Regions from separate parts of the Mus musculus genome. Here all the other regions are linked to region 3. Evidence: chromatin loops called from intact Hi-C (ENCODE). Cell type or tissue: heart. All regions are shown on one strand. Links, peaks and the distances in the headings refer to the core of each region. The heading gives the core; the rest is flanking DNA. Region 1 holds the start of Ppfibp1 (PTPRF interacting protein, binding protein 1 (liprin beta 1)). Region 2 holds the start of 4930479D17Rik (RIKEN cDNA 4930479D17 gene). Region 3 overlaps Ppfibp1 (PTPRF interacting protein, binding protein 1 (liprin beta 1)).

What was found. A loop is a pair of places that touch in the nucleus more often than their neighbours do. Peaks named below come from ENCODE experiments on the same cell type or tissue, not always from the same donor. Only the 100,000 strongest peaks of a DNase experiment are listed, where the experiment ranks them.
Region 1: a loop joins it to region 3, with 2.0 times the contacts of the local background. A loop is called at or near these places in 6 of 42 quality-filtered maps.
Region 2: a loop joins it to region 3, with 2.7 times the contacts of the local background. A loop is called at or near these places in 10 of 42 quality-filtered maps.

The regions. Positions count from the first base shown.
Region 1 is chr6:146,879,445-146,890,212 of GRCm38, reverse strand. It overlaps Ppfibp1 (PTPRF interacting protein, binding protein 1 (liprin beta 1)), which reads right to left and starts at 1,719. Exons shown (of 31, transcript NM_001355728.1): 1 at 1,530-1,719. In heart, for the core only: no CTCF peak of the experiment used is centred there; DNase peaks (open chromatin) are centred at 1,762 and 5,112; H3K4me3 peaks cover 1,039 bases; H3K27ac peaks cover 2,773 bases.
Region 2 is chr6:146,655,077-146,665,844 of GRCm38, reverse strand. 4930479D17Rik (RIKEN cDNA 4930479D17 gene) reads right to left here and starts at 8,627. Exons shown (of 3, transcript NR_046277.1): 1 at 8,500-8,627; 2 at 1,351-1,771; 3 at 442-632. In heart, for the core only: CTCF peaks have their summits at 2,979 (motif pointing left) and 5,045 (motif pointing left); a DNase peak (open chromatin) is centred at 1,534; H3K27ac peaks cover 1,507 bases.
Region 3 is chr6:146,987,962-146,998,729 of GRCm38, reverse strand. It overlaps Ppfibp1 (PTPRF interacting protein, binding protein 1 (liprin beta 1)), which reads right to left. Exons shown (of 31, transcript NM_001355728.1): 5 at 8,130-8,216; 6 at 6,215-6,328; 7 at 5,293-5,424; 8 at 2,248-2,340; 9 at 1,829-1,921; 10 at 449-563. Among named protein-coding and RNA genes, the nearest start is that of 1700034J05Rik, 39 kb to the right of the region's middle. In heart, for the core only: a CTCF peak has its summit at 4,299 (motif pointing right); no DNase peak of the experiment used is centred there; H3K4me3 peaks cover 771 bases; H3K27ac peaks cover 1,032 bases.

The DNA.
Region 1 (10,768 bases), core at 1,465-9,464, 110 kb after region 3:
TCTCAAGAAGCCCCAGGCAAGATCTAGATTGTCAGCCGCTTTCCTAACTGCTCTGGTGTATAAACACCAACAGAGTTATAGAATTGTGCCCCCAAGAAACCAGTTTTCCCACAGCTACGAATATATACAAGTGAATTTCTCACATCCTAACTGGACTACATAAAAAATATTTTACATTGATATGCAAGGATAACACTGATGTTCTTTTACTTAAGCAATATATGGTAGGATGTAAGGAAACTGAGAAAACATAAAACTATTTTCTCTTTACTTTCTGGGAAGATGATTCACATATTTGTGACACTTTTAAATATTCCCACCTGCACATATACTTCCCTGCTGGTTCTGTAGTAGTGTAGGAGACTGGGCTCAAGCATATGTCCCTGATGGGCATTCTCTTGTAATATGAGGAAACCGAGATTCAGGGTCTGAGCACACTTTCCAAATGTGTGGCGTGGCTCTGCAGTATTATATAGGGATTCTGGGGTTCCACCACAGTCCCCTGACTGGAATCTGGGGTATATTACAGGGAGTCTGGGTCCCATTGCAGTTCCCTGAATGGAGCGTATGGTATTATTGGAGTAGTTCCGGGGTGTGGGGTCCCACGAAAATTCCCTAACTGAAGTCTGTGGTGTGGTGGAGACTCTGGGGTGTAGGGTCCCAGAACACTTCTGTAATTGGAGTTCTGTGGTATCAGAGTCTATGGTGTGGTGGGAGGACAAGTGTGAAATGGGCTCACACTGTCCTGAATGAGTCTGTGGCGTGGTGAGATACCCACTGTGTAAAACTGTGCGCATGTCCCTGACTAGAGTTCCATGGTACTAGGATTCTGGGGTGTTCGGGTCCCAGCACATTTCCCTGACTGGAGTCTGTGGTGTGGTGGGGAGTCCAGGAGTGAGCTGGAAGCACACTTCTCTGACTGGAGGCTGTGGTGTGGTGGGGATTCTGAGGCGTGGGGTCCCAGCACACTTCACTGATTGGAGTTCTGTGATTCAGAGTCTATGGTATGGTGAGGGGACGAGTATGAGATGGGCTTATACTACCCTGGCTGGAGACTGTGGGTGTGTAAGGGGTCGGGGAGTCCGGGTGTGAGCTGGGAGCACACTTCCCTGGCTGCAGGCTGTGGAGGGAAGTCTGGATGTGAGCTGGGAACACACTTCCCTAACTGGAGTCTGGGGGGGGGGGTGCTGGGGGGGGTAGACCGGGTGTGAACTGGGAGCACATCTCCCTGACTGGAGACTGTGGTGTGAAGGAGAGACCGGGTGTGAGCTGGGAGCACACTTCCCTGACTGGAGTCTGTGGAGGGGAGTCTGGGTGTGAGCTGGGAGCACACTTCCCTGACTGGAGTCTCTGGGGGAGTCCGAGCACACTTCCCTGACTGGAGTTCTGTGCTGTGGGGAGTCCGGGTGAGGGAACCGAGGACCCAGACGAGCCCTTCCTGTCACCCCGAAGCTGCTGCCCCCCACTCACTAGAGATCCCCGAGAACGCGGGCGCGGGTCGCAGAAGGAACCGCCCGCGGCTGGCTTACCTGAGGCGGAGGGCCGCCGAGCTCCACAAGTTGCAGTTCCGCCTCCCGGGACCCGCCCGGCTGCCAGATCGCCACTCTCGACGCGGCCGCCCCCGCGCCCTACACGGCGACAGGAGCCGGGGCCGGAGCACAGCGCCCGGCTGACATCACCGCCGCCCAGGTGCCGCCTCCCCTCGGTCCTCCTCGTCCCACCGCCCCGCCCCTCCCCCGGCGGGAACCAGCCCCAGGGGCGGAGGGGGCGGGGCCTCGCGCTTGCGGCCCGCTGATTGGCCGGGCGCGCGGTCACTCCGAGGCGGCGCCTGGTCTCCCACATTCCTGGCCGAGCCCAGCGGAGCTGGGAGTGGGCGTCGGTGGGGAGCGCGCCCGGTCCGCTGCGGTCCGTAGGGCGCGGATAAAGGGCTGCGCTGAGCCGGGCGGTCGCTCGCAGCTCTTCCCGGGTCAGAAGCGACGCTCATCCCGAAAGAACGCCTCTGTGTCGCGGACCGAGCGGACGTGGCGGGCGGGGAGCCCCGCGGATAAAGTAAAAGGCCCCGGAGGGGAAACTGAGGACTTACAGAGACTGAGCGGACGAGGATCCCAGAGGTGGCCACCCTAGTTCCGCGTGGTCATCTAGCGGCGCTCAACCACGTGGCTGCTTTTGCATTTAGTAACGAGACAAAAATAAAAATAAAAAGACACGCAAGCTTCCAGAGAAATAAAATGAACTCTCCAGAGGGAGGGGGTAAATGTTTTACTATTTATATTTTTTCGAGGTTTTCCCCCCCTCTCCCCCCCCCCGCTGTGACACATATCAAGGCTGGTCTTCAAATTGTTATCTTTTTACCTTAGCCTTCCTAATAGCTGAGGTTACAGGCCCACACTCAGCAATAACCTGCTTTTTAAAGATTTTTTATTATTATTTTTGTTGGAGTTTGTTGTTGTTGTTTGTCCTGTCGTGAAACTGTGTGTGGACCAGACTGGTCTTGAACAGCTATCTGCCTGCCTCCGCCTCAAACTATTCAAATCAAAGATGTGTACCACCACACCCAGCTATTTTTGTTATTTTGTTTAATTATGTGTAGTATGTGTGTGTACCCATGGAGGCTAGAAGCATTGAATTCTCCCAGTTGTGAGATAGGGGCTGTGGGCTGAACTCAAGTGTTTCTGCAAAAAGAGCAGAAGAGGTTAACTGTTTGGCCATCTCTTCAGGCCCTATGCTGAACTTTTTAAGTCCCATAAGGCTTCTGTTTTGATGCACAACTGAAAAGGGAGAACCCTCACAACTGAGTTCAAACCACATGATAATAATTACTGTTGAACCAATTGCAGTGACTGAGCTAACAATTAAGAATTAACTACTATTTACCCTCTGGTGGATATCAGCTGTGTAATCCTCTTGGCTGCAAAGTCAGGGAGATTCTCAGGAGCCCTTCTTTCAGTTTCCCCTGTCAGACCCAGAACTGAACTGAATAATGAAAAGCAGCTTTATGGATACAGAATATGATTAGTTTCTGTTAGCTTTTTGTTGGCTATGAGCCTCCCCAGCCCCCACCGCCGCCGCTGCCACCACCCTGGGGAACGGAAGGTGGTGTGTTTGTGTATGTGTTGACTGGGGGGTTTGATTTTAGTTTTCTTGAGACAGATTCTTAAGTAGCTGAAGCTATCCTTGAACTCACTATGTAACATAGGCCAGCCTTGAACTCAGGAACCTTCTTCCACTAATCCCAGATGCTGGGATTAAGGTGTGTGACATGTGACTTTTCAGCTGGCTTTATTGTGTGTTCTTTGATTAATGACGTCGCACATTCGCCATTCTACCACAATGGATTCACAATGTCCCTCATTGTGTCCCATATGCTCTTCCCAGCCCACCTGTCCATGGGAAGTAAACTGATTTTAACATAAGGAGTCAAAGCCTCAGCAAGGTCCCAGCTGACTATAAAGCCGGATCCAGAGGATCTGACGCTCTCTTCTGTCCCCCAGGGGTACCTCTGGGCAAGAGACTCACATTTAAAAAAAAAATAGTATTGATTATTCATACTCCACACAGTTTCAGAAACTCTAAAGCTACACAGATAAACTAGACTTGCCCCCTGTGCTCGCACTGACTTTATATTGTCACCATGGTAACTGTCTGACTGACTCTATTCTGAAGCCTTCCCTTGAATTCCCCAGCGGTGATTGTCTACACCAAACCAAATGAGCTTCTGAAGTGTTTGTTTTTGTCATCAACATCTTGCCCTGAAATTCTCAGCTGGTCTCCTAAAACTAGCCCTGGTCAGGCTTCTATTTTATCCCCACCCCCACCCATCTCCCTCTTCTGTCCATCCCTCTAGTAGAGAGACTCACAGACACTGCTTGGGTGCCATCTTTTGTCACTTTCACCAAAGGTATAAGTAGATTGCCTACTCTTCTGTCAAGGTCCAATTAAAGCTTTGACCTGTCAGGACCTGCTGTGTGCCACAGTGAAATCACAGGGCAGGGTGGGGAGGTCTGGGAGTGGACCTCTACAGAGCTCTGCCACATGCTGTGTAACACTCAAATTATCTACTTGAAACTTCAGCTACTTCCACTCTAAGTGGGGCCCACAATGCCTACCAAGGTTACCGTGGGAGGTATTTTACAGGTGTGTAAAGGCTGAGTTTTACCTCGTTAAAGATATTTCCTGCCAGTGGCAATGGTGATACATGCCTTTGATTCCAGCACTTGAGAGGCAGAGGCAAGAGGATCTCTGAGTTTGAGGCCAGCTTAATCTACAGAGCAAGTCCCAGGGCACCTAGGGCTCTACAGAGAAACCCTGTCTCAAAAAACAACCAAAACAAAACAAAAAGCAAGGTATTTCCTGCCTGCCTTTCTCTTAACATTTTATAGTTTGTGAAAGGAGCGGGGGTTTTGTTTGTTTTGAGACAGGGTCTCACTATGTAGCCTGGATGTCTTGGAACACACTGGCCTGGAACCTACAGAGGTGCATAAGCCTCTGCCTCCGGAATGCTGGGATTAAAGGCATACATCACCATACCCAGCAAATTTGATATTTGAGACAGTCTCACTATGTAGTCCAGGCTGGCCTGGAACCCACGATGCAGCCCAGGCTGGACATGTAGCCAATGCCTCAGCCTCCAGAATGCTAGGGTTACAGGTCTGTACCACACATCAGCATCAAGTTTAAAACTTTTTGAAGAGCCTCTGTGTATTCCTTGTGCCAAATGCAAAGAGAGACTTTAGCAAATGTAACAACTACAGAGGGCTGGAGAAAATGGGGCCTGTCACTTCTGCATACGAAGTCTACTCCTGAATTATTTCCAGCCAAAAACATCAACCACCTCCCCATGGCTTTCTCTCAATGTCCCTCTGCCCCTGTTCCTTTCAGCAGCAGGCCTTTCCCTTCCCCTCCCCTTCCCCTTCCCCTCCCCCCTCCCCCTCCTCCTGCCAGTCTCTCATTCAACCTAGAACTCATCCTTTGACTTCTCTCTACTACTCCAGCCTCCTCTTCCCTCAGTCAGTGCCTGCTTTCTGCTTTGCTCCCAGGTGCCCTCACAGGGTGGCTGGAAGATTCCAGCCGCTCCTAAAGCCCTAGTCACAGGATGGCTGCCTCCAGACTCCAGTTCTTCCAAAACCACAGCCAGCCACAGGAGGGGGAGGGAACGTCCACCCCCATAGAGATGGCAGGATAGAATAACAGGAAGTTGCCTCCTGTTCCCTCTACAGCTGGAATGATAACAGCTGCCACCGAAGTGTAAGGAACAAGAGACTCAAAAGGAAAGCTGAAAAAGACCCAATCTGGAGCAGATCAAACCAGGAGTCACACTGAGCAGGGCCGGTGGGGGCCATTTCAGCCTCTGACTCCCTCCTTTCTACCATGGTCCCAGCTCTTACCTGTTCTACATTTGGATTTTATTGTGATACTGAATGTTTATAAGATAGCCTCAGGGGCTGGAGAAAGGGCTCAACTCAGTGGCTCAACCCAGAGAACCAGGGTTCAATTCTCTAAACCACACAGGGGCTCACAACCTTCTGTAACTCCAGTCTGAGCGGGTCCAACATGCTCTTCTAGCCTCTGCAGGCACTACACACACATGGTGCACAGACATGCATGCAAAACCCCTATCCATATAAAATAAAAATAAAATAGAGGGAAGTCTGCTACTTAACATTGAAGGCACTGACCTTTGTGTATGTTGGGAAACTCCAATCAGGACACCGTTACAGAAGAAAATAAGATGATAAGGGTCAAACCCAGCACCAACCTCTATCCCAGGTCATCTGTGGCTTATGGGAATGTTCCTGTGTCCACAATCGGTCTGTAGGTCACATGACTATTGTCTGCCCAGTTACTCTAGTACTGAGTCTCAGGGAACTCTGCCAGGTGCTATCATCATGTTGGGGTGGGGAATGGGAGAGACTTCAGTGAAAGCTGGGAATGGGGAAAGTGAGGCCCTACAGGAACCCTAAATGTCATTGGAAGCCCCTTCTTCAGTATTTCCCATAGGAAGAGGCACACACAAGCCAGGAAAGTGACCACGGTGAGGATCTTTGTCCCAGTATGCCAGAACCTGGTTTCACATTTTCCTCTTCAAAAGCCTCTGCCTTGTAATCCTGAACCATCTGTGAGAGGAACAGGTTGTTATTTAAGATTTAGTTTATGTATGCAAACATCTGCAGAAGTCAAAGTGACCCCCGAGGCCGGAAGGGGGGGTCTGAAACTCCCAAGCTTACTATCCCCTATCATGAGTCACCATGCAAGTGCTAGGAACCGAACCCAGGTCCTCTGCGGGAATAGCAAGTGCTCTTAATCAGAGCTCCGGACATGACTATCGTCAATCAGTGGCGTTCTAATGAGCAGAGTGAAGGCTCAGCAGGATTCTGAAGCGCAGAGTACCACAACACCCAGAGCAACCGAGAGCCTCACTGAATGAATACTTCCACCCCCTAACCTGCTGTGGGCAATGTCTTTAGAAGCTCAGGAGCAACATGGACAGACTGTCTCCAAAGGATTTTGGAGCCCCAAGCTGCTTTCAGTCACATGACCAGTGAGTGGGCTAAACATGTGGTGTAAACCATGAGTCAAAAACAAACAAAGCAGGCTTGGTTTTAGAATTTCTTCACAAGGACGCTGCTGCTGTGCTGCCTGACCAGTAAGTAGTGTGGCATTTGGTGACAGCACCCAATCTTAACTGAGGCACTACTGAGCTGGCACTACAGACATCATTTGTGACTCCAACCCCTCTCCCTCCCAAGAACTAGGTCAGTAATACTGAAATGCTCTGTCCCAAGGGTGAGCCTTACTTTACTCTTTCCCAAGGTTACTCTCTAATTATTCACCAGATAAATCTAAAAACGTCCTGGGTACGTTCAATTTATCTGTTGTATCCATCCATTTAAAAGCTGAAGGAGACATTCTTAGTTAAAAATAAGAATGATCACCTTTCACGGCCTTTGATTAATGATAAGATTTTTTAAATTCCCTTAAATAATCTTATTACAGATTCAGCTGATTAAGTTATTTTTAAATATTAGGTAGTGGTGTGCGTCTGTAATCTCAGCCTCTCAAGACACTGAAGTGGGAAGATTGGTAACGACCTGGAATTTGAGGCCACATAGCAAGACCCTTCAAAGGAGGAGTGGCCAAAGGGGAAGGGCGCCCTAACTGGGTTATTCTGAAGAAACCCCCAGGATACGGAGTCCAGTCTTTTCAAGACATAGGTGCGATTCCTGTTTCCCAGTCTGTGTAGATGATCTACATAGCATTCAAGGCAAGCAGGCCACCCCTTCCCAAGCCACCAGGCCTTTGTAGGAATCCCAGGTCAGGTTCATCCTTCTGCCTAATGCATTCTGTGCAGAGATGTCTACAGATCTCAGGAACAACAGAAGGTGCTGGACCAACAACAGAGCCTGCTCAGGAGGTGACTGCCTGCCCTTTGATTTTCCACTCTTTACAGCGTTAGGCAAAGCTCTGCTTCATTATCTCGTGTCTTACTGCTGATACAAATGTCTCCCATTTGGCACTCTGGGACACCTCATTTCCCGGAGTAATAATGCCTTTTGTCATTCCTAGGCCTCACACCAACACATTTCATTTCTGCCATGCTCACCTTTGCTCCTGGACAATCATTAAGTTAATGTTTCTTTATTTAGTCTCTCCTAGTCCTTAACCTTAAGTAGAATTTGCCCACTAAGCCAGAATTTACATTTTCGAGTGATCTGTTGTTAACTTCAATCCAGAAACTACTGTCTAAGGAGGCTGAGGAGAAAGAGTTTTCTAAAAGCAGATATAACATGAGAAAGACAGCCCTAGTTTGAAAGATTGCTTTCACGGATGGACTCTTCCTGGTGAGCTGAAACTGTTCCTGGTAAATAAAGCTCGGGCTGGAGAGTGTATCTCTCGCGTTCCTGCCCTCGCTGGCTCCTCCAGACACTGGTTTCAGAAATGCCTTTCCAAGGAAGGATGCTGAGCCTGAAGCAGCTCCACTGCCAAGTAATTAGTGTTGTGGTCTGTTAAAGTAGCCAGGGGATCAGGAAGCCAAGGGAAAGTGTCACAACTATTATTTAAGCATGTCTCCCTTTTAAATGCTTCAAACCACCGTGCTTCTAGTTCATCTTAGGTCATTTCCACGTGACCTTCTGTTGCTTGAATTCACACTGAGATATGATGTAATAACCGCAGGCATCCTTTTATGGAGAGTCGGGGAAAAAGTTATCACCCATACCTGAGTTGTTGTTTGTTAACTATTAAAATCAGCACCTGTCCTTAGGTAAAATCTGAGCCTACATCATTTGGCATCTTGGGCTTCAATTTCTCCATCTATAAATGAGATGTCAGTAGGGAGGAAGGCAGAGTCCACTGAGGTGGGCATGTGACAGACAGACTGGCAGCTGTGACCCCACAGCTTTTCTTCTAGCAGTCTGAGAAGGTTCACTGTAGAGGATCCCTCAGGGAGAATGTAGACAGTACCTGCGGATGTAATGGGAAATGTTATAACAGTAAAAATAATAATAATAAAGTCATGGTGCATGACTTTAACCTCAGCGCTCAGGAGGCAGAGGCAGGCTGGTCTCTGAGTCTGAGGCTAGCCTGGTTTACAGAGTGAGTTCTAGGACGTCCAGGGCTCAGCAGAGAAGCCCCATCTCAACAACCCCACCGGAGAAAGAAATCAGTAAAGGTAATATGCCTTGACAATTTTCCTTTTTAAAAGAGAGAGAGGGTCTTACTGTGCAGCCCTAGCTAACCTGTGTAGATTAGGTTGGCCTTGAACTCAAAGAGCTGCTCCTGACTCTCGCCTCTGCCTCTGCCTCTGCCTCTGCCCCTGCCCCTGCCCCTGCCCCTGCCCCTGCCCCTGCCCCTGCCCCTGCCCCTGCCCCTGCCCCTGCCCCTGCCCCTGCCCCTGCCCCTGCCCCTGCCCCTGCAATGGGAGTTGCATACTGCCGTACCCATCCCCCACCTGTTTTCCTTACCTTATCTTTTAAAAAATTATTTCTACATTTATTTATCTGTGTGTGGAGGTCACAGAACAACTTGTGGCAGTCATTTCTCTCCTTCCACCATGTGGGTGCTAGAGGTGATACTTGGATCATCCGACTTGGCAGCAAGCACCTTTACCCACTGAGCCATCTTGCCAGACAGAATGTGATAGGATTGACTGTACCATGAATCCTCACTTGACTCAGAGAGTTGAGTGTGAGTTTAGATTATCTCACACCCTTGTCTCTATCAGTGCAACAAAAATAGGATCTCAGAAGTCCGTGTTGAATCTTCACTAACTGGCCCAATCAAGTCTTCTCCAAAGACAATGGGTGTGAGAACCTAAATGTCAGACACTAGAGTAGAGCAGATGCAAAGACAGAAAAGCAAACAGTGGGCCGCCCCAAGAGTAAGCAGGAGTGTGAAGTTACAGAAAAAGAGATCAAAACAAAGCAGTTAGTGACTGAAAGGGAGGGGGTCTGAGAGTCCCACATAGAACACTGGGTGGCCAGAAGTCATGGGGCAGTAGATGCCATGACACGAATGGCTGTAGCAGCTGCAGATGGGATCAAATGTAACTACAATAACAAAAATAATAATTGTAAAAGTAAACAAACACACACCACTTTTAAATCTTTAAATCTTTAATGTACACTAGCATGAATTCTGTAAAGCCTGTCTTATTTCCTAAATTTGTACAGCCACAAAGAGCTTATGAACTTCCCTGAGGCCACCCCAGTTTGGGGCTGGTGCCTGCAGAAAGAAAGGCTGTTACATAGAGGATGCATACAGACTGTCTGGGAGAGCTTGCGCCCTGTTCCCATGAGCCTCTGTGGCTCCACCTTCTCCCGGCACCCCAACCCCCCAGTTCTCTCATTTCTCGGGTTGTCTCACACCCTTGTCTCTATCAGCTGGGATGATCTGAAACCCTTGAATGAGCGTCACTAACCTATGGTTCTATTGAGGCACACTCGTGGGAGTGTTTCATATTTCCCAAGAGCCGCAGACAGTACAGAGCTGAGTATTCTATTCTGAATCGATGAGAAAAATTTTAAGATGCGATGCAACCTGGTGGCCAAGATCATGTTTCTAATCTTGTTTCCTGGTGACTTGTTTCGAGTCGGTCTTAGTCTGTCTTAGGGTCTATTTTTTTCAGACACTACAGGAGTTCAGAATGTGTTACTCTGCACCAGGTAATTACCACTGCATATTAATTAATGTCATTATATTAATTACAAGGCCCTGCTCCACCTCATCCTTTCCCTAAGCAACCAGAGTGAAGGAAGCTGTGATTACAGGTCCGGTGAACGAAGACCGAGAGAAAGGGGCCTGAACGCCATGTTATCTTCCCAGAACCTCTAGATCTGCAGCCAGATCACTGAGGGTCCTGAAGTTTAGCTGTGTTCTAATTAGGGGGAGAACAAAGTCAGAGCATACCTTGCTACCATCTTGTCTCACACACACACACACACACACACACACACACACACACACACACACACACAAATCTTTCCAACAATCTTGCTGTGCTTTTATGAAGTCCTCTCATGAGAAGGACCAGCAAGACAAAGAAAATGCTGCTTTTCTTATAAAGTTATTTGTAATGTTTTGAGCTTTCCTGTTAATCAAAGGATGGAGTCCATCCTCCTCTGAGGTAGGAGAAGAGTGGACGAGCTTAAGCCCTTCCCGAGAGAGGCTGGATTGCAAGTAAGTTGCAAAGAACAACCCAGGAAATCTACTAAACTGCTGGGGGACGTCTACGCAGTCAGACCTTTATGTCTTACGCTAAAAATTATTTCCC
Region 2 (10,768 bases), core at 973-8,972, 330 kb after region 3:
GAGTGAATGAATGAATGAATAAATAAATAAATAAATAAATAAATAAATAAATAAAAAAAAGCAAAAGTACTGATTCTCAAATGCCTTCTAAGGAATGCCGAGTACCTAGCACCCAGTACCTACTTTAGCACTGTGATGTCAAAAACCTGAAATAACTTCTACCCTGCAAGTACTTTAAGGAAGTGGGTACCTCAGTCACTCCTCTCCTTTTTTCCTTAGAAGGTAAATAAATAACGTCATTGAGCCAGTGAGATGACTCAGCAGGTCAAGGTATTTGCCATCAAGCTTGGTGACTGAGTTCATCCCTAGGGCCCACATGGATGGTGCAAGGAGAACTGGCTCCACCAAGTTGTCTTGTGACTTCCACTTGCTGTGGCACAAGTGTGCCTCAAATTAAAAAAAAAAAAGTTAAAAGAATTAAATAACACTTACTGGCTTCTTAGTGTCAGAGTATATATATTATTGAGCATATATATTATTGATACAGGCCACATGATTCGATGAGACGACTCATCACTGTTCCAGACTTAGAAGGACTTGCAGCAATGATCAGAACCCTGGCAGCTGGGACAGAGGTAGGGTTCACTCAGTGATGGAACACTGGCCTACGGTTTGCAACCTCTGGGTCCCATCTAAAAGGAGGAAAAGATAATAGGAGACACACAGTAAGGTCCCGCCTTTCATAATCCCAATGTGTACCTATTGGGCTCAAAGCCAGTGTTATATTGGTTTTCTCGGTAACTGTATGATTTTCCGGAAAACCATGAGGGTTAAAAGTCAATGCTGAATCACCACACAAGTCCTGAACTCTGCACAGCGTGCATGCCTTGGAGACTCTTCCATTGCTTTATTTAGCCAAAAATGGGAAAAACAAAACAACAACAACAACAACAAAAAACCAAAAACCCTAAAACCTGACCATGAACTTCCATCTCGGGCCTAGAAAAGCCTTCCTAAATTCCTGTGCACCCGCTGTTGTTAGAAGTAACAAGCACAAACCAGGGAGGTGAGAATAATCCATGCAATAAATAGAGCGAGCGTTAGCCTGGGTAGGGGAGAAGGCTCTCACAGCAACACTCTTGGGAAAGCGAGGATGTGCTGTGATATCTTACAGGCTGAAGCGTTGGAAGGAGCAGGTGTCAGAGAGACCACACTGGGTCAGGACCTCGGCTGGGTCCTGCGGATGCGGTGCCTGTTGTTTGGTTTTGGTTTGGGACAGATTTGCTTTCCGTAACAATGCCTTCACTGTGTGCTGAGTGAGAACCATAATTTAAAAACTGTCTATTCTACTGAGCCAGTTTATCTATATTTAACTATCTATTATAACTGTCTGTCTAGAGACTTTCTTACATTTTGAGCTCCGGCAGGAGAAAGCTGTAACTTGGAAAGAGTCCTCAAGCTGAACGAGGTGGCACAGCCTTTATCCCAGTTTGAGGCAAGAGGATCACAAATTCAAGGTTTGCCTGGACTGTAGGATGAGTTCAAGGTCAGATGATCTTGAGTCCCAGTCATACAGAGTGCTAGAGACAGCCCAGAGGCAGAGCGCTTGGCTGGAGTCCACGAACCTCTGTCTCCAGCTCAACAAAAAAGAACCATGTGACCTTTGCTCATCTTGAGTCCAGATAATAAGCAGACTTTTGAAGCGTCTGGCTAATTCTGTGGGGGAAGGCATCTCTCCTCTCAGCAGGTAGATGTGGTTTGTATGAGTCCTTCACATCCTGAGAATTCTTCTTGCCAGGTTCCAACAATTCAAACTTCCAACTCCAACAAGCTGGGGTTACAAGAGGGAGAATGAGAAGAAAAGAACTCTCTCAGCAGGAGAATGTTTACCCAGCAAGCACGAGGCCCTGGGTTCCAGCCCCAGCATCTAAGAATTTAAAATGAAGATAAAATCAGTGTTACTTACTTAAAAACAATACGCTATACCCTATAAGAACAGATACACTTTATTTCCCACACATACACATAATTTTTGAGCACAGAAAGATTTTTGTCAGTGCTGGGTTGTGATATCTTTTCCTGCTTTGTGTCAGTTATCATATAACATATTGCTTTGGTTGAAGTATGTGAAGAAGATCTGAAGAAACATTTTAGAGAGAAATATGTATTTTTTTTTAAAGTCAGGGATTGTTTATAGCCCAGGCTGGACTGATTTGTGCTGTTAGGCCAGGCTGGCCTCAAATTTGCAACAGTTCTCCTACCCCTACCCTCTTCGTGCAGGGAGGTGTGTGCCCCATGCTTGGCCAGGAGGAAGATTTTAACGCCGTTTTAGATGGTTGTCCATGTCCTTTTTTGAGACAGGGTCTTGCTGTACAGGCCAGTCTGCTCTGGATCTCACTACAGAGCACAGCTGCTTTGGCCTCTGGGATGGCATGCAGGCACTGCAATGCCTAGAGTTTAAACAATGTTTCCATACTCTGCACTTGTGTTATTGCTGATGCATATCAGAAACATCTCCAGGTATAAGGAAACTGTCACATTCACAGAGAGAATGCATGTCTTCTAAAACTTTAATTATTTACCTGAAAGCTAAAGTTTTATTATTGGCAACGGATACACTCCCTCAAAGGGACAGGATTAGTGTGACCTTACTTACTTATCTTACCAGCCTGTGCCAGTCACTAATGCACAGCAGTGCATGAAGGGAGCCGTGACTATGACACGCAGAAGTACTTTATGGATGCATATGTCACAACTGGTCCCATGGAGAACCAAGGGTATGTAGTCACGAGTCCAGACTAAAGAGTTCTTACTGCTTCATCAAATGGGCTTTTAATCAAAATAACTGTTTTTCTTTTCTCTTTTCTGAGAATGTATGCCTGTAAAGGAAATATGATAGGGCTGAGAAGCTGGCTCCTCCGGTGAGAATGCCTAATGGCCTTGCAGAGGAAGCAAGTTCAGTCCTGGAACTCACACTAGTTAGTGGCTCACAAGCATCGGTAACTCTGGCTCCAAAGGGTCTGATGCCCTCTTCAGGCTTCCAAGAGCACTGCACCCGCAGGTACAACACCCCACACAGTTGCATATACGTGTGTGTATATATAACTTAGAATAAAGTATGTATTCCAAAAGGAAAGAATACAATGACGAATTTGGTTTGGGTACTTAACACTAAGACTTGGACAATCTTTCTAACCACTGCTTTTAAAAAATACTAACACTGGGGGTGGAGAGATGGTTCAGCAGTTAAAAGCATTTGTTGCTTTTGCTGAAGACCGGGTTTCAATCTGCAACACCTACAGAGGCTCACAATCATCTCCAGTTCTAGGGATCTGATGCTCTCTTCTGACCTCTGTGGTACTGAATGCACCGGTACATGCACATACATGGAGACAAAACACCATATACATAAAATAAGAATAAACAAATCCTTTTAAAAAAGATTTATTTATGCCGGGCGGTGGTGGTGCACGCCTTTAATCCCAGCACTTGGGAGGCAGAGGCAGGTGGATTTCTGAGTTCAAGGCCAGCCTGGTCTACAAAGTGAGTTCCAGGACAGCCAGGACTACACAGAGAAACCCTGTCTCGAAAAACAAAACAAAAAAACAACCAAACAAAAAAAGATTTATTTATTATTATATGTAAGTACACTGTAGCTGTCTTCAGACATACCAGAAGAGGGTGTCATATCTCATTATGGAAGGTTGTGAGCCAACATGTGGTTGCTGGGATTTGAACTCAGAACCTTCAGAAGAGCAGTCAGTGCTCTTAACTGCTGAGCCATCTCTCCAGCCCCTAAACAAATCTTTAAGTACTAACACTACTTCTTCTGACTTTTTCTACAGCTCCAGTATTTCCTTCTCAAAATGGGAAGAACAAAGTTTGGCTCCCTTTCTCTTTTCCCCTCCTCTCAGCATATATGTTTACATCCCTCCATGGCCAGTGCCTTCTTGGTTCACAGCACTTCTAGTCTTCTTTGTGGTTTCAGCCAGCTGGAGAACTGGCTTGTCTCCACACCATAGCTGTTCTGCTTCTCATCGCCGCACTACCCTCAAGCCCACAGGGAACCTGCACCCTTCTTATGCTGGGTCACTTTATGGGGATGCTTGCCACACTTTTTACAGAGGTCTTTGGGGTTCACACTGAGCACCTCACAGCTATACTGTTTACACAATGACAATGGTAGGCTCGGTGTCAACCACCCTGGCACAGACGTCTATCTCTGCCGTCAGTAAAATAAAGTAAGGTAGAGAAGTCAGTGAGGAAGATATCCTGTTGTCAGTCTCTGGTGTACACACACACAAGCATCAGTGAGCACACCCGCACACACAGGTGCACACACGCGCACACACACACACACACACGATTATAACTGAAATTTTAGATTTCAAAAGCAAAGTGTTTGTATGTTCATAGTTTAAATAAAAAGGTTTAAAACTAACTTTGAAAGATTTAAAGTAGATCAGACGAACGGGTATAGAGCTGTCTTAAGTAGTGACACAGACTTTTTTTTTTTTGATGGAATACATCATTTTTGACAAAACCACAGCAAAATAATAAAACTATTTCTCACAGCAAAATAATAAAACTATTTCTAAACATCTGTTGCCAAAAAGCTTCAGAGAGGCGCACCGGCAGAGAGGTGTTCCATCAGAGAGAGCGGTGTCGGGCAGAGAGATGCAGGTTCTACATTAGCTGTCCCTGTGCATTGGAGCGAAAGACTGTGAGGTTTGGGTTCATGCTGTATGTGCATTAAATAACGTCTCATGTCAAGTGTTCTACGTGACACTGCATTCAGTCCTAGGGCTAAACCTTTCTGAGGCAGGCTTAAAATTCCCTACCGTGAGTACGTGTCTACACACTTTGGTTTTCATGTTAGAAGAAAAAGAAAAAGGATATTTGATGGTTTTATGTGAGTTTCTGCTTCCAGGAAGATGCTAGTTCTAATAGAATCACAAGATTGATTCTCATTAGTGTTAGCAGACTTCAGAGAAATCAGTTTTCTGATACTGCGACCAGTCTAGCTAATCAAGCCCCCTAAATGTCAGGAAACAGCACTCCAGCCAGGGCCCCATGTAGGGCTCAAACTCAAGGTCAAACTGCCCTCTTGTGGTCTTCTTGATATGGAAGTGTTTTGTTGTTTTGGTTTTTCTCTGTGTAGCCCTGGCTGTTCTGAAACTTGCTCTGTAGACCAAGCCTCAAACTTGGAGATCCTCTTGCCTCTGCCTCCCAAGTGCTGGGATTAAAGGTGTACCAGGCTACGTGGAAGATTTTTAGTGCATTTGGCATGAATATTATTTATAAGTGGATAGACAGATTGATTTCTAAAACTGAGCCCATGCCCAAGGCCTGCACATTCTAAGGAATTACTGTACCAGTGACCTACATATCAAGTCTGAATTTTAAATGTCCTTACATTTATCTCACATAATGTAAAATTCACACTTCAAAACGACTCAGTGAAGTATTTCTTAGTATATTCCCAGACTTGTGTAGCTATCATCACTGTTTAACCTCTGAGCATTTTAACTTCCCTGCTCCCAATAAGCACTGACTTCAAAGTACAACATGCATGTATATGTGCACATATGTGGTGTGTATAATATATATACAAATGTATATACTATATACAGCACATACATGTATGGTTAATATATATAATACTATATATAACACATATGTTACATGTATGCATACACATATACATATATGTATGTGTGTATATATATACATATGTGTACATATACATACACACACATATATAATATGCAAACAGGTTTTCTTCAGTGACTTGCAACATCTGTGACAAGCAAAGTTCAAGAATCTAAGCAGATGATGCAGATGTTTTATCCCTCTGCTCTCTTGTGCTAATTTATTGATCTAACTCTGTATAATTGGAGGGGGTGTGGCTGGGGGTTGAATACAGAGCCTTGAATGCAGTCAATGATCTCTACCACTGAGCCATATCTGAGGCTCCTGTATAAGGATTAAAACAAGCTCCACCACTCTGCTGCCCTTTCTCGTGGGGATCTGGAGTACTGTTGGCCCTTCAGATTTCTGTGTACATTTCAGAAATAGCATGTTAAATTCCACAGAAATCCATGCTGGAAATTTAACTAAAATTGTGTTAAATTTGGACTTGTTGAAGAAAATTGGGTGAACAATTATCACGACACCAACTCTCATTTAGATTTAAAATCTTTTAGTGATTTGTAATTTTTTTCATTTTGTCATATTTACTCTGCTCTTACATTTCCACTGTACTTATTCCTTGAATTTTTTGTTTGTATTTTGTTTTGTTTTTCAAGACAGGGTTTCTCTGTGTAGCCCTGGATATCTTGGAACTCACTCTGTAGACCAGACTGGCCTCAAACTTTCAGAGACTAGCCTGCCTCTGCCTCCTGAGTTCTGGGATTCACAGTGTGTGCCACCACTGCCTGCCCAGCTTTTCCTTGAATTCTATGGTTAATTCTACTGAAGACTTTTTCCTACCTGTTGTTGCTAGCCTGTTATATTTATGAGTGTCAAACTAATCCAAACTTACCTATGCAAGTTTGCTTACTTATGGTTGCCCAAAATTATCTATGTAACTCAAGTTTGCCTCACATTTGAAATCCTCCTGCCTCAGTCTCCCAAGTACTTTACATCAGGCTCCTTCTGTTGGCTTTAAATAAGTTTCGCTTCGCTTCACTTTCAAAAATATTACAATTTTAGCTTGTTTTGTGCTTTAAAGCCTTGGTGACAGGCACAGGCACAAAGAGAAATGGATGTGGTTATTACTGTACCTAGAGCTCAGGTTTTTGGAGGATCTGACTTCACAGTATGATGTATGCTATGGTTTACACACACACTTTATACTTCAATATCTACTTATTTATATGATCTATGTATATAGGTGTTTTGTCTGCATGTACATCTGCACACCAGAAGAGGGTACTGGATCCCATGGGACCACAGTTATAGATGGCTGTGGGCCACCATGTGGGTGCTGGGAATGGAACTCAGGACCTCTGAAGAGCAGCCATTGAGCCATCTCATCAGCCCTATACTTTATATATGAAAACACTTTGTTTCTCCCTTACTAAAAGCTTTTTTTAATATATAGTTTTAAAAAAAATACTTGTCGGGCTGCTGAGATGGCTCAGCGGTTAAGACCACTGACTGTTCTTCCGAAGGTCCTGAGTTCAAATCCCCACAACCACATGTTGGCTCACAACCACCCGTAATGAGACCTGACACCCTCTTCTGGTGTGTCTAAAGACAGCTACAGTGTACTTACATATAATAATAAATAATTCTTAAAAAAAAATACTTGTCCCTCACCAAGATGGATTATTGAGTGACTCTCATTTTAATCTACTAGTGTTTTAAATTATATTATCATATTTAATTAATTGAAAAATACATTACATTTTGAAGTGATCAATGAATATTTGTTTAAAAAATGAACATCTAAATTGGCAAATATGAAGTTACTTATTTTCTAAAGGTAAAATTGTCATTCCTGAGATTAAACACTGATTCAAAGTGAGGCATTCAATTCCCTAATTGCCAGTGAATTTGATTTGCTGATATTTTTCAAATTTAGTAGTGAAATAGGCTTTAATAATTATTTTTGGATTACCACTATCAAATCATGGCAATTGGCTTTTCCTATATTTTGTGCAAAACTGGAATTCAGAGACAAAACTTATAAAAAATATCAATATTAATTTTTATTTTAGACAGAGTCTCAATATGTAGCCCTGGCTGGCCTGAAACTCAAACTGTAGACCAGGTTGGCCCAGTCACAGAGCTCTGCCTGCCTCTGCCTCCCAAGTGATGAAATTAAAAGTGTGCACCACCACACACAGCTAGATTCATTTTCTATGTAACTCTGTATGTGTTATGTGTGCATGTGTGTGCGTGTGTGTGTGTGTGTGTGCGTATATATGTGTGTGCACTTGTGAACATGTGTGAGTTTCCAAAGAGTCCACAGAAGGGCATTATCTCTCCAGCCCCAAAGACCAATTTTGAATGCATGGTAAAACTTACTCTAACTTGGTGCTTTATTTGTAGGTAAGTTTTAGCTATTGTTTAAATAACTGTAATGCCTAACAAGGCGTTATGCTTGGGTCCACTTACTAAGTTTTTCTAGGAACGGCCTCTTGTCAGCATTTCCAGATTTGTTAGTTTAACTTAACTTCCAATGTTCTCAATGTTCTATCATCAATGCTACACTTTGACCTTTTGTTTAATATTATTTATTATTATTTCCCCTTGGTCAAACTTGCCTGCTGATTTTATACCTTTAAATTCTAACGCTTCTTTTTCTGTAATATGCTTGTTTTCAGCCTCTGCTGTTTTAGCATTAATGCTGTCTCACCTGGACATGTTTATCTTCCCTCATTAAGTTCTGAATTCCAGTTTCTATTACATTCTCATTGGCCTGAGTGCGTATGCTTCCTAGGGCTACCAGAGTTCTCAGAGTCAGAGCACAGGCCCTCATTGAGTTGAGGAACAAATAATGAGGACCAGTGACCCGCACCCCTTAGCTCCATTTTCCTGACCATCACTGACCCAGCACTGTCTAGGTTCCTCCATTTTCTCCTGCAAGCTTCTGACATGCGCTCAGGGCCATGAAATCTCTTCCTGGGAGACCATTGCTAGTCTGGTACTGTTATCATTCTGGCAGGAGTGAAGATATTGTACAGGGAGACACTGTGTTCCTCCCTATAGTTATCAGACTATGCAAACAATGGTCTCCAAGGAGTTGGAGTTCCACCAAGGAATCATGGTGGGCAGAGGAATAGCCTAATGCCTAGCATCCAAACACAAGGTTGTATTTGTCTCCCTAGCTGCTACTTGACCCAGACCCACTTGAACTCAGCAGATTGAGCTGATCCAACAAGTAGACAAAGGCTTCCCTCCTCTTCCCAGGTCTGCATACAATCCCAACAGAGGCTTAGAGTCTTCGGTCCTTTAGGAACAAAGCTGGTGAGCCCTATTTTGGAATGAGTGAAAGAGAAGTGCCAAGGGAAATAGGACGCTGACTCCCACTGTCTGCCGCCCTGCTTCTGTACTGAGAGCCTAGTCCACCTGTGTCTACAGCTCTGAGAGCAGAGACAAGGGGTGCACCCTGGGTCTCTTGGACCTACTTGGCACCATGACAACACCTTTTTCAGGATCCACTCTTTTTTTTTTTTTGGTTTTTTGAGACAGGGTTTCTCTGTGTAGTCCTGGCTGTCCTGGAACTCACTCTGTAGACCAGGCTGGCCTCGAACTCAGAAATTCGCCTGCCTCTGCCTCCCGAGTGCTGGGATTAAAGGCGTGCGCCACCACCGCCCGGCCAGGATCCACTCTTACATGCTGCATTTCCTGCCTGAACTGTTACTAGAACCATTTTCAACAGGAGCGACCAGGGAGTTTTCTAGGGATAGAGGGTTGACCACTCCTTTTTCCTATTTAGATCTTTATCATAAAGGTTGCTTTGTGCTGTTCTAATTCTGATTTTGAGACAAGCTCTCGCTGTGGTTGGCCTTGATCAGAGCTCCTCCTGAGTTAAAGGCACATGCTACGATACCCAGTTTCTTTGTTACTTATTGGAGTACTGATAATTGGATGTGGCAGTGCAGGCCTGTAATTCCAGAATTCTATTGGCAGAGATAGAGATCAAGAATTTGAAGCTACCCTGGGCTCCATATACACAGTGAGCTCAAGGACAACCTGCATACAACACGGTAGAGCAAACTGTCTGTCTCAAGTAAACGAAAAACAGAACTTTCATTCCAGCGCTTGGGAAGCTAAGGCAGGATTGATAGGAATTGGAGTGCTACACAGTGAATTACAGGCCAGCCTGGGCTACAGAAGATGCTGTCTCAAAAAATCAAAACAAAAAAACAAAACAAAACAAAAAAATCTAAGGGTTTATTTTGTCTCACTGTTCAAGGGCACAGTCATAGCAGAGTCGTCACGGTGGCAAGAGCTTCTAGTCACATGGAGGCAGCTCGTCACACCTCGTGCAGTCAGGAAGCAGAGAGCACACCCCACATTATTATACTCAGGCGTGGCGGCACATGCCTTTAATGTGAGCAGTTAAGAGGCAGAGACAGATCTCTGAGTTTGAGGCCAGTCAAATCTACACATTGTTCAAGATCAGCCAGGGTTATACAGTGAGATCCTGTCAGAGAGAAAATTATTTTAATTTTATTCCCCTGTCTGCAAATGTATGCCCATGTGTGCATGTGCAGGCCAGAAGAGGGCATCCCATCCCTCAGAGCTAGATGTATTGTTTGCAGGTGCCCCAGCTTGCTACATGGGTGCTTGAATCTGAACTTGGGTTCTCATGATTTATCACCAAGGACTATTAATCAGTGAGCCATCTCTCCACCCCCATTTCATAGAACTCATGATTTAATCTGCTAATATTTCCTTTATGTTTTTATTTATATTCAAAAGTGTGATTAGTATGTTGCTTTTTGTGCAATACTTAGGGCCCTGAATGAACCAGAGTACCCTTTCCTCTGATCTCAAAGAGTTTTAAGCAATAGGAATAATTATTTGTGCCTTGATGGTTAGCTATGCCCTACCAATAAAACCTACTAGTTAGTAGACCCTGGTTAGTCTTTGACTTCCTTTTATGGTTTGACCACAGAAACTGAGGTTTGGCTGCTGCTATGTCAGGTTCTTTTCTGGTTACTAAGAGCACAGCAGTAGCAGTGTAGGAAGCCCAGGCACAGGATTACAAACACAGCAAGGGTTGAAGGAGATGGGCAGTATGGATGAGATGCCTCCTCCAGTAAGGAATGGTCTCTGAGGTTCCTTTTATACAGGTAAGAAAACTGACCCC
Region 3 (10,768 bases), core at 909-8,908:
TATACATTACATGGCATGAGACAAAACTACACCAACTAGAATCTATCTGTCCAAATGAGTCAGAAACTGCTAGCTACATACAGACATACATACATACATACACACACACACACACGCACGCACGCACGCACACACACACACACACACACACACACACACACACACACACACACACACACACACATTCTAGGACTGCCAGACATTATACATATTATATTTCAAGATTTTTTTTTTAAATTGAGTCATGGTCTCCCTGTGTCACCCAGGCTGGTATCAACCTATATTCCTTCTGCTTCCATTTCCACGTGCTAGAGCTGCAGAGGTCAGATCCAAATGTCATTGGAGTTTAAAATGTCATTGGAGTTGTTGTTCTACTGTCCAACAGCAGATCCTCTCCTGCAGTTTACAGGATCACAATGAAACCATCGAGTACCACAGTCAGCCTTACCTCGATCGAGGACTTCGATCCCTTCTCCTTTCGCCTTACAAACCAGTCTCTCCTGCAGCCTCTTTACTTCACATTCCTTCTCCTCCAGTTGCTCTTTTAAAGATGCCAATTCGTCCTACAAATTATAAATTCATTTTAAAACAGTAGACTATGGCAGAAAAGGAATACGCATAAAGCGGTATTAGCCCTTTAAAAATCAATACTCAGACTATAGGAATGAGACAAAAACCCACAAAAACTTACACGCAAACACAAATTAGACAGAGGCAAGGATAAACACCATTAATATAAATAATTTGTAATAATTGCAGTGTAAATGTTTCAAGTTTGTGGGTAAATGTAAGAAGTTGAAGTATAACCAAGACCGAGTACTCTCTAAAGTTCTGCCTGCGCTAAATCAAAGTCTCACCAAGTTAGTTGAAGATGACCAAATTAGATACTTGTCTTAAAAGCAAAATAAAAAGCAAATTCAAAGAGGCTGGATTGGTTCCCTCAGCATTTCAAGGTGACACTCATGGTTCTGGGATCGTCCCTGGGCATCAGTAGCCACAGGGAGGCAATTCAGGGGTGACTGACCAAATCATGAAGTAGATAATTTACTCTTATCACTGAATAAGGCAGGCTCCTATGGCAATGGAAAGTGAGGATTTGAGTGTTCCTTTTGAAATGACGAAATCTGCAAGAGCGTCTGAGGCCCTGATGTATTTGTTAACATTTTAAAACTCAGCCTGGCTTTAGAAAATACTAGTTTAGCAAATTTATATTTTTCAGGCTGTATCTGTCACAGAAATTAGTTATGCAATGGCAACAGGCATCTTTTATTCAGTGTGGCATTTATTCTCAGTCTTCATTCAGCTATCTATACATTCAGTGTTATGAAAAACCCACCCAGGAGGCCAGGTTGGCCCTGTACTCCTGACTCATAGTAAAGATAGACAGGATGGAGCCAAGTCCAGAAATTTTCAGTATCCCTGAAAGAGGTGCTGCCCCCTCTCCCTGCAGGGCTTCTGAGCAGTGGCTTCTCTTCCCTGTCGTGATAAGGAACGCACACACACTGGCCTTCCGGGGACCCCTCACAGGAGAGCAGGCTCCAGTTCATACGAGACGGAATTCTTCCACAGGTGAACTTTGAACAACTATCTTATGATACTTAGGGGTCAGACAGTCTAAGCAGTAAGCTGATAAGCTGACATTTTTATGCTCTGCCCGTTTACTATTTACATTAGCACTCTTGTTGTCCCTTTAATCTGGGTGTATGCACTCTTAACAGACAGGTGACACACATACACGCAATGGATGCACATGCTACTGAAAACACTATCACAGCAGAACGACACACGCCACAAGGCGGCAGCCCGCTCCCGCCAACGTCTACTACACCTTCAGGGTCTCCCATTTTTGCTCCATCCGCTGCTTTTCATACTGCATCTGACCCACCTTGATTTTCATGCTAGAGAGTTTGGCCATTAGAGACTGGTAGAGAGACAGAGGAATGAGAGAAAACGAGGCAGAAAAGATAAGCTAAATAACTAAGAAAACAGCATCAGTTCATAAAGAAGGTCAGCTAACCCAGATGCCACAGGCTGTGTCCTGGCAGATTAGTGAAGCCTTGGGTTTACTGAGAACTCTAGCGTGTCAACTAAGCACCTCCAGCTTGGGAGAAACACGGTTTAGTTGTGAGATATGTGTGTTGCCGTGTACCAGTTGGAAAACACTTTCTTTTAAATAATATTTCTCATAGAACAATAGACCATGTTTAAAAAAAAAAAAAAACATCATTTTTCCCCAGAGAAACTTACTTTAGTTGACTTGAGCTTCTTTTCATACTGAAGTCTTTCACCGTCCATTTCATTGACTTTTAGCCTCAAATCATTGATCTCTTGAATTAGCCCCTGTAATAATAATAATAATAGTAATAATAATAATTAGAAAAGGGTATGGCACAGTCACCAAAAGAGTAGCCAGAAAGCCCTAAGCCAGCACAGCTCCTTGGATACGAGTTTGAGAACCAGTCCTAATAAAGGGAGATCCAGTGAAATTTACCCCTAACTGCCAAAGCACACTTCCACTAAAATACTAACTTAACCTTCTAGTGCTTCTGCCCTAAGTGCTTATGAAAACAAAAACGTAGCTATGACTTTGACTAGAGAAATGCTATTGTGAGAACTGTGGGCCAGGACCCCAGTGTGGGGCTGGAAGGTTTGTGGAGCCTTGAAGCAGCAGTGTCTGCAGGGAGATTCTTGACCATTAGGAGCATGCCCTCGAAAGGGATTTGGGGACCCCAGCCCCTTGCCGTCTTTTCTGCTTCCTGCCTGCACGTCATGATAATGTGCTGCTTCAACGCCATCTCAAAGCAATGAGGCCCACTATTCATGGACTATGCTCTCCAAAACCGTTGGCTAAAATAAAACTGTCTCTTTATAAGCTGTCTTGGGTATCTGTTATAGTGATGAGTCCTTGTTTTCTTCCTGTTGCTGTGATCAAACGATCTGACACAATCTGACCAAAAGCAGACTGTGTGTGTGTGTGTGTGTGTGTGTGTATGTGTGTGTGTGTGTGTTTGTGTGTGTGGTGAGGGGAGGCGGGGAGGAATTATACTTCCAGGTCACTGTCCATTACTGAGGGAAGCCAGGGCAGGAAACCAAGTCTGAGACCTGGGAGCAGGAACCAGGAACCAGATGAGTGCTGCTTGCTGGCTCCTTCACTGCCTCACTGACCTGGCTCATGTCCACCTAGCTTTTCTATATCGTGCAGAAGATGGAGGCCCCACCATAAGCTGGACCTGCCTACAGCAGTTAAGAAAGTCAAGGCAATTCCTCACACCATGTCCACCTGACAACCTGACAAAGACCAACCTGACAAAGATGAATTACTCAATTGGGACTGTTGACAGGTGGTTCTAGGCTGTGACAAATTGATGTTCCATGCTCACTGTAACATCACAGAAACACAACTAATGCAGAAGGCTGTCTAACACCAACAAAGCCACTTAGCATCTGCTTCTATATTAAAACTAACTATGGACCCCACCTTTTCATATAAACTAGAGTATTTTCTCTTCCATTAACCTTAAAATTCTTTTCTGTGATGCATTATAGTTATTTAAAGATTTCTATAATTTTTGCCTAGTCTATAAAAATATAAACTTAAGTTTCTTTAAGCCAACAATCTCAACATGAAGGTAGATGAGGGTCTAATTAATATATATATATATATATATATATATATATATAGTATATTCATATATCTAATACAATAACATAATTTTATACATGTAAAATTTTAAAAGCCTAAATGATTTTATAACAGAATATAATTGTATACCATTTCTACTGCCATTTTAAAAATGTACTTGTGAAAGTTGTTTAAATAATTTGAATTCAAGTTTAAAAAGAATTGGTTTCTCTTGCTAGCTTATCTTGCCTGCATAGAAGCCAGGAGTGGCCTTCCTTCCTTTGATCTTTCAGGCTTTGCTATTGTTAACAGGCAGCTTTGAACCCCCGGCAGGGACTGCTATAAACATTACCCCTTCCTTTAGTGCTGACTGCAAAGATGAAGGAAGAATTATAGAAAACCAAATTACATAGTGGGGCCATTTTCCTATTTTTTTTTAAAGACAAACTATCCAATTGTTTTTGGTGGCAATGGATTAAATATGAATCTGAAGTTCCAACCTGTGAGAAGCTTGATATGCCCAAGACAAGTCGGGCTGGAAAATATGGAACTACCTCTTTAATGCAAAAAGAGAAAAGGAAAGAAAATCTTTTTAAAAACCAATGTAATCTAAACTACTACACTTATCAGCTCAGGCGCTACTCAGAGCTCTGCATTTTAGCCATCTGTGCCTACACCAGAAGGGGGCGCAAATCTTCAAGGTTTAAAGATTTTAACGCACTAGGTTTTGGAAACACCTATAAATGTTCCCCACTTACTTCAACATTTTCCTGGAAACCAACATCCAAACTCTCAAAATTATGGCAGTGTTAAGCGATTCAGGATTGCAGAATAGCTAGCTAAAAGTTTTATTTTTAAGGGGACATTAAGCCAGAACATGTACATATTCTATTCTGTTTCAACGTCTGAATGCTATTTTGATTATTTTAAATATAAATGTAAAATTACCAAATATACTGTAATGTATCCTGTGAATATGTGTACACCCTTATATCAGCAGTGTAAACTATTTCATAGGATATGATCAAGGATTGTGTTTTCTAGAGGTTCTCAGGGTCCCTGGATGAGAACACAGGAGAAGACAGAAGTAGGGAGAAACAAGGCGTGACAAACACCTGCTGCAAAACCTCACAACCAGCCTCATAACCAGATTAAACTAAGCACAGTGCACCAGGTAAGTAAGACTCCGCCTCCTACAGTGTGGACAGCCTCCTCAACTCCCTTCCTATCCGCCATCCAGCCTCCTAGTTCCCATCCCTACAGCCTCCTCCCACCACCACTGAAACAATCCTCCTGCAGCCCCAGCTACTACGAAGGTTCAACAGCAACTGTTCTATTAGGGATGAGAGGGTAAGGAAAAGGGAAAAGTCTAAACAGACTCTTACAGGAAAATAAAGCCAGATGGTGGTGGCAAAAGCCTTTATCCCAGCACTCGGGAGGCAGAGGCAGGTGGATTTCTGAGTTCGAGGCCAGCCTAGTCTACAATGTGAGTTCCAGGACAGCCAGGCTACACAGGGAAACCATGTCTCAAACATCAAAGGGGGTTAAAAGCCTTAATCAGTCTGATGAAGAGACTGAGCAGTGCTCTTGCCCTAAGGAGCACAGTGAGGGCTGAGGAGGGAGGGAAGAGACAGAACGAGCATGCGAGCATGCGAGCATGCGCTACTTACCTCTGTGTCTCTGAACCGATCTTCATAATCCAGCCTGTCCTTCTCTACGGCCGTCAGTTTTAACTTCAAGTTAGAGATCTCAGCCATCAGCTCCAGCTTCTGTGTCTCTAAGGAGGTCCTACTCAGAAGCTCCTGTTAGGATTCCAGATGTTCACAAGTTTTACATTACACATTTCTGTCGTGACGGCAGAGCGGCAACGGTTAAGTGTAGCCTGTGGGTGAAGTACTGCCACACACCACACGGCTGAGGATCACTTAATCTAGTGACCTCTTCTGAACAGAACTACAACGTGTCATCAGGGTGTCGGGGAGACGCATCTGGCAGACTCCTGAGCCCAACGACAGCACTGATGGTGCTGTGCATGGTGCCTGCTATATCAGGAACTGGGAGACATGCTCATGAGTTCAGTCCCTGCAAAAGTCTCCTGAGGAAGAAGAGCTTATCAGCCTCATTTATCAGGGTTTCTAGAAACATGGAAGCCTAGATCACGAGGACAGGGAGGTCCGGAGCCTGTCAAGGCAGGCAATAGCACAGACTGATGTTCAACAGCAGCAACTCTGCATCCAAATACAGTCTCTGCGGCATCACAGGCTTTTCATCCACAAGCCCCATGTACGCACTGGGACGCATATATATATATGAGGTTTTGCCTTAACAAGCCACATATGGTGATTTTTCATCTCACGGTTGAGAGTTAGAAATAATATGAGCGCAAAAGATCAACTTATAATTCCTGTAATATTGTGTTCTCTCATAACTGCACAGTGTTGTGTGTCTCTGTGGTTTTAGACTCTGCTACTCTAGACTTCAAACAAAACAGTCTAGGGATTCTGGAATTTACTGCTGCTGAGACAAGACAGGAATGTTGCACCTCAGATAACACAATCCAGCATCCCCTCCCCCACCAGCTTTGGCCCATACCTGCTGCAGCATTTCTTCAGTGGCATTCAGCTTCTCTCTGTGCTCTTCAAGACAGAACTCCAAATCCCGAATCTTCTCTCCCTGAGCCTCCACCTGGTCTGTCAACACACTTACCTATTAAATCAAAGCAAGAGGCTATGAGTTTGAAAGGCTCTGGGCCCCAAAGCATGGCTCATTCTCTAACTGGAATGAGGACTAAGATCCATCACTCACGGTGGTTTAAAACATCACAAACTTAACAAGAGGACAGTGGTCCTACCCTTTGCTATTTATATTTCGCTTTGTGTGGATCAAGCCCAAGACTTGTGCATGCTAGGATAGGCAGGCTCTCTACCACCGGGCAGCCTCTGCAGCCCTATGCTGCCTTATGATCCAAGGATTCCTATTCAATTTAGGAGAAACATGGTGCTGATGAGAGATTTGCAGTTTCTTTACGCATTAAAACCATTTCAGTTGTCATTAGGAAAATCTGATGTTGAAGGCGATGGTAAGAGACTACTAGTCGGGAGCCACAGAGGAAGTGAGGAAACAGGCACAAAGGACCACGCAGATTTCACGGATCAATAATAAAAAGGAGCAAAGGTGAATAAAGACCTCAAATTCTACAAGCTCTTCCAAGATGAACATGGTCACAAGTGCGTTCAAAGCAAGGGCAAAGGAAGAGTGCTGTGGTGCACTTAGCATGAGTTCAGGTCCCAACACCAAAGAGGAAAAGGAAAAAGCCAGGGTACTGCACCACATGCCCAGGAAACAAACAGTGAAGCCCATCCCTCATCCCCAGGGTTCCATGCAGATCTACAAGTCTTCCCCCTGGGATACCAGCTGAATAAATACTCTTTGATCCACATCGTTCGAAACATAAAGATAAAGGCATTTTCTCTGTACTTAGGAACACCATGAGGAAGCAAGCAAAAGCAAGTACCGCATAGTACTCCCCAACAGCAGGCTCCACTCGGCTACTCTGTACGGTTTGTGTGTCATTTTAAAAGATGGAAAGTTAATATATATTCAGACAAGAGATTTTTATACTACGGGAATTCACAGATCTGGATTTCCAGTTGAAATGTATATAAAATCAGATCTGACAGCAGGGGACATACAAAATCATCTCAAGTGGCAAAATCATCTCAAGTCTGACCTGCTCCTGAGAACTGGGTGACAAAGCTGGCCACAGCCAGCCCTGCGCACTCCAGGTACAGAGAGCTGACCTAGCACCCCCTTCTTGTTTGTAAGATAGGACCTGAGAGGGCTGGTGAGATGGCTCAGTGGGTAAGAGCACCCGACTGCTCTTCCGAAGGTCTGGAGTTCAAATCCCAGCAACCACATGGTGGCTCCCAACCATCTGTAACGAGATCTGACTCCCTCTTCTGGAGTGTCTGAAGACAGCTACAGTGTACTTACATATAATTAATAAATAAATAAATCTTTAAAAAAAAAAAAGATAGGATCTGGGGTTATATCCCAGGTTGGTCTCAAATTCATGGCAAATCTCCTGCCCCAGCCTTCTAAGTCCTGGGATTACAGTCACTGACACCACAGCTGCCTTCTTCTGCACTGGCTGTTTCCTTCAGTGGCTGGCTGGGCTGCTGTACAAATTGTTTCATTTTCAGTAGTCTGTGAAAGTACAGTCTTCCCTTGGCATCTGTCTGTGGCTGGTTCGAGAATCCCTGCAGATATCAGTGTGCATGCTCAAGTCCCTTCATGGAACAGCAGTATGTTCACATACAGCTCACACATCTTCCTTATACTCTCAGCCACAGGTTTTCCAGTACAATGTAAATGCACATAAGCAGTTGTTATATTGCTTAGATGACATGTTTACTACAGGTGCTTAATACAGGTGTTGCACATATATGTGATTCAAAGTTGCAAGGACACATGTCCTGAGAAAGGAATGGCCTCAAGTACCACTTGCCTGAAGAACGAGGGATTCCTTGTCGTTTTCTAGACGTGCCAACCTTTCTTGATACACATCTCCATTCCCAGGTAGATGTCCATTTGTCTGAATGAGAAAGTAACATAAGTAAGGTCAACTCTCTCTTAGGATTGATATGTTATCAATCAGTAAAACTGATATTTTAAACTCAAGGGGCCTGGATTAAATTTAGCACAGCAGGCATGGATGGAAAATGTAAGAATTAACTGACTTCAAAATAAGCATTACAGGCACCTAAACACAACTCACTAGACTTACCCCATTTCTGAGTAAACAGAAAACAAGTACCCTGTCTTGGTTCTAAATGTACCACTGTGGTGACTACTGACCAAAAACAACTTGAGAGGGAAAGGGTTTATTTTACCTTATAGTCCACCATGAAGGGAAGTCAGAGCAAGAACTGAAGCAGAGGCCTTAGAGGAGCACTGCTTACTGGCTTGCTCCTCATGGCCCTGCTAAGCCACCTTCTTATACAACCCAAGACTGCCTGCCCAGAAATGCTCCCATCCCAGTGGGCTGGACCTTCCACATAATCATTAATTAAGAATACATCCCATAGGCTTGTGTACACGTTAATATGATGATGGGGACCTTTTCTTCCCAAATTACTCTGTATTGTGTCAAGATCACAGAAAGCTAACCAGCACAGACTCTAAAAAGCAGCAGCTGCTGGAATGTTCCAGTAGCCATAGACATAGCCCTAGGGAAAACGAAGTTCTGGGTACCTAGTAGAGGACAGTACTCTATTTGTCCCTGAATGATCCCTGTCACTAATTTGGGGTGTGGAACAGTGATTATGACCTGTGATGCCCTCCTGTTCCTACCACTCCATCCCCAGGTTCCACACCAGGCTGCCAATGCCTGTTTATGGAGCAGACACATGGACAGCGTCTGCCAGGCTTCTTCCCGTCCACTTAGCTCTACAAGTCACAAGATGAAATCGTAAGATAAAGGCTCCTGCCTGGAAAGCCTTCAGAAGCCTTTCTGTCTCCCCACCAGAGCTTAAACACTCAATCCAGAGTGATTTTTCCTGGTGGTACTGACAAGCTAGGCCTGCTTGCTAGCTTTGCAATTATTTTCCATCTTGGCTTCACTAACTTCTTACATTTTTATTGGTTTATACAATGCTAAGATCAGCTCCTAGGCAAAACCTGGCCATCAGCTTGTACCCTCCTGGCATCTGCCTTAGTGCTCGTCCACATTCCCCTTCCCACTCTTCTCCCTTCTGCTGTTTTTTTTTTTTTAAATCACCTTTGTATATTATGCATAGTACACTGTCCAAGGAAGTACAGACTTTTCTACACTTTTTATTTTTGTTTATTTGTTTTTGAGACACAGTCTTCCTATGCAGCCCTGGCTGTCCTGGAACTCACTATGTAGATCAGGCTGTCCTGGAACTCATTATGTAGAGCAGGGTGACCTAGAACTCACTACGTAGGTCAGGCTGGCCTCGAACTCATAGAGATCCATTTGCTTTTGCCTCCTAACTGCTCAGATTGAAAGTATGCACCACTGTGCTTGGATTTTCTTCCATTGTTTTCATATCCAAGTCATAAATGACACATTTGAAAAGTCTCAACAAGAGTAAGACACATGAAATTGTCTTACATACATAACAGTATGTAAGACACCCCGCCTTCCCCTCCCCTCTCTCATCCACTGTCCTCCCCCTCTCCAGGATGTCAGGAATAATCCTTCTGCTTAGCCTCCTGGGACTACAGACATGAGCCACTACGCCCAGCTTGTGATCTGCTCCTCATAATTTCCTAGCTACATTATATACTGTATCCATAGGATTCCCTGAATAGTCCTTTCAATACATCAGAAATAAAACCAGAAGAAATACAAAATGGACAGATAGGGGCATCCAGAACTCAACCACAAGCAATCTCATCAGAGTTAGAACCAGAACGAACGAACAAACAAACAAACACCAGAAACTGCACACTCTTCCTCCCCAGGGCACATCCAATGTGACATCTATTTCTCCAGAATTAACCTGCATCTATTCTACCTCTCCAGATTTCTATTTCAGTTCTGGGAGTGAAAAATGTCATATCTTGAAAACAAAACACTATAGAAGAAGGATGAGGAAAAAAAAGAAAAAGAAAAGTCAGGAAGAGGAGGAAGAAAAAGAAGGAAAGATTAAATTTGGGGTGTTCCTTCTGAAGATGGAGACGCACTGGGTTACATTTCCCAAGAGTCTACAGAAAACCCAGAAGCTAATTTAGCAAGTGTGCAATGCATGCTTAGAGCGGGTGTATCACCACTGCACAACCCTGTCCATGCTGTTCACTCCAGTCCAGAATTAACTTACCAGAGTCTGATGGAGTAGTCAGAACGACCTACACGCCCTGGGGACCATGAACATGGCATGACCTCTTCTGGAGGTCAGCCAGACACACAGTGAATGTATGAAGTGCAGAGGCAGACCCTGACACACAGTGGATGTTCTAGTCTATGGAGTGCAGAGGCAGACCCTGGATGGCTTTCAATTCCTAATTCTGATTATGCACATTGTGAGGCATCTGTTTTTAAAATTCCATCCAAGTGATGTTTTATAAACAAATTTTATTACATTAAAAATATTCTATGTTCAGTAAACAAGAGGTTCAGCT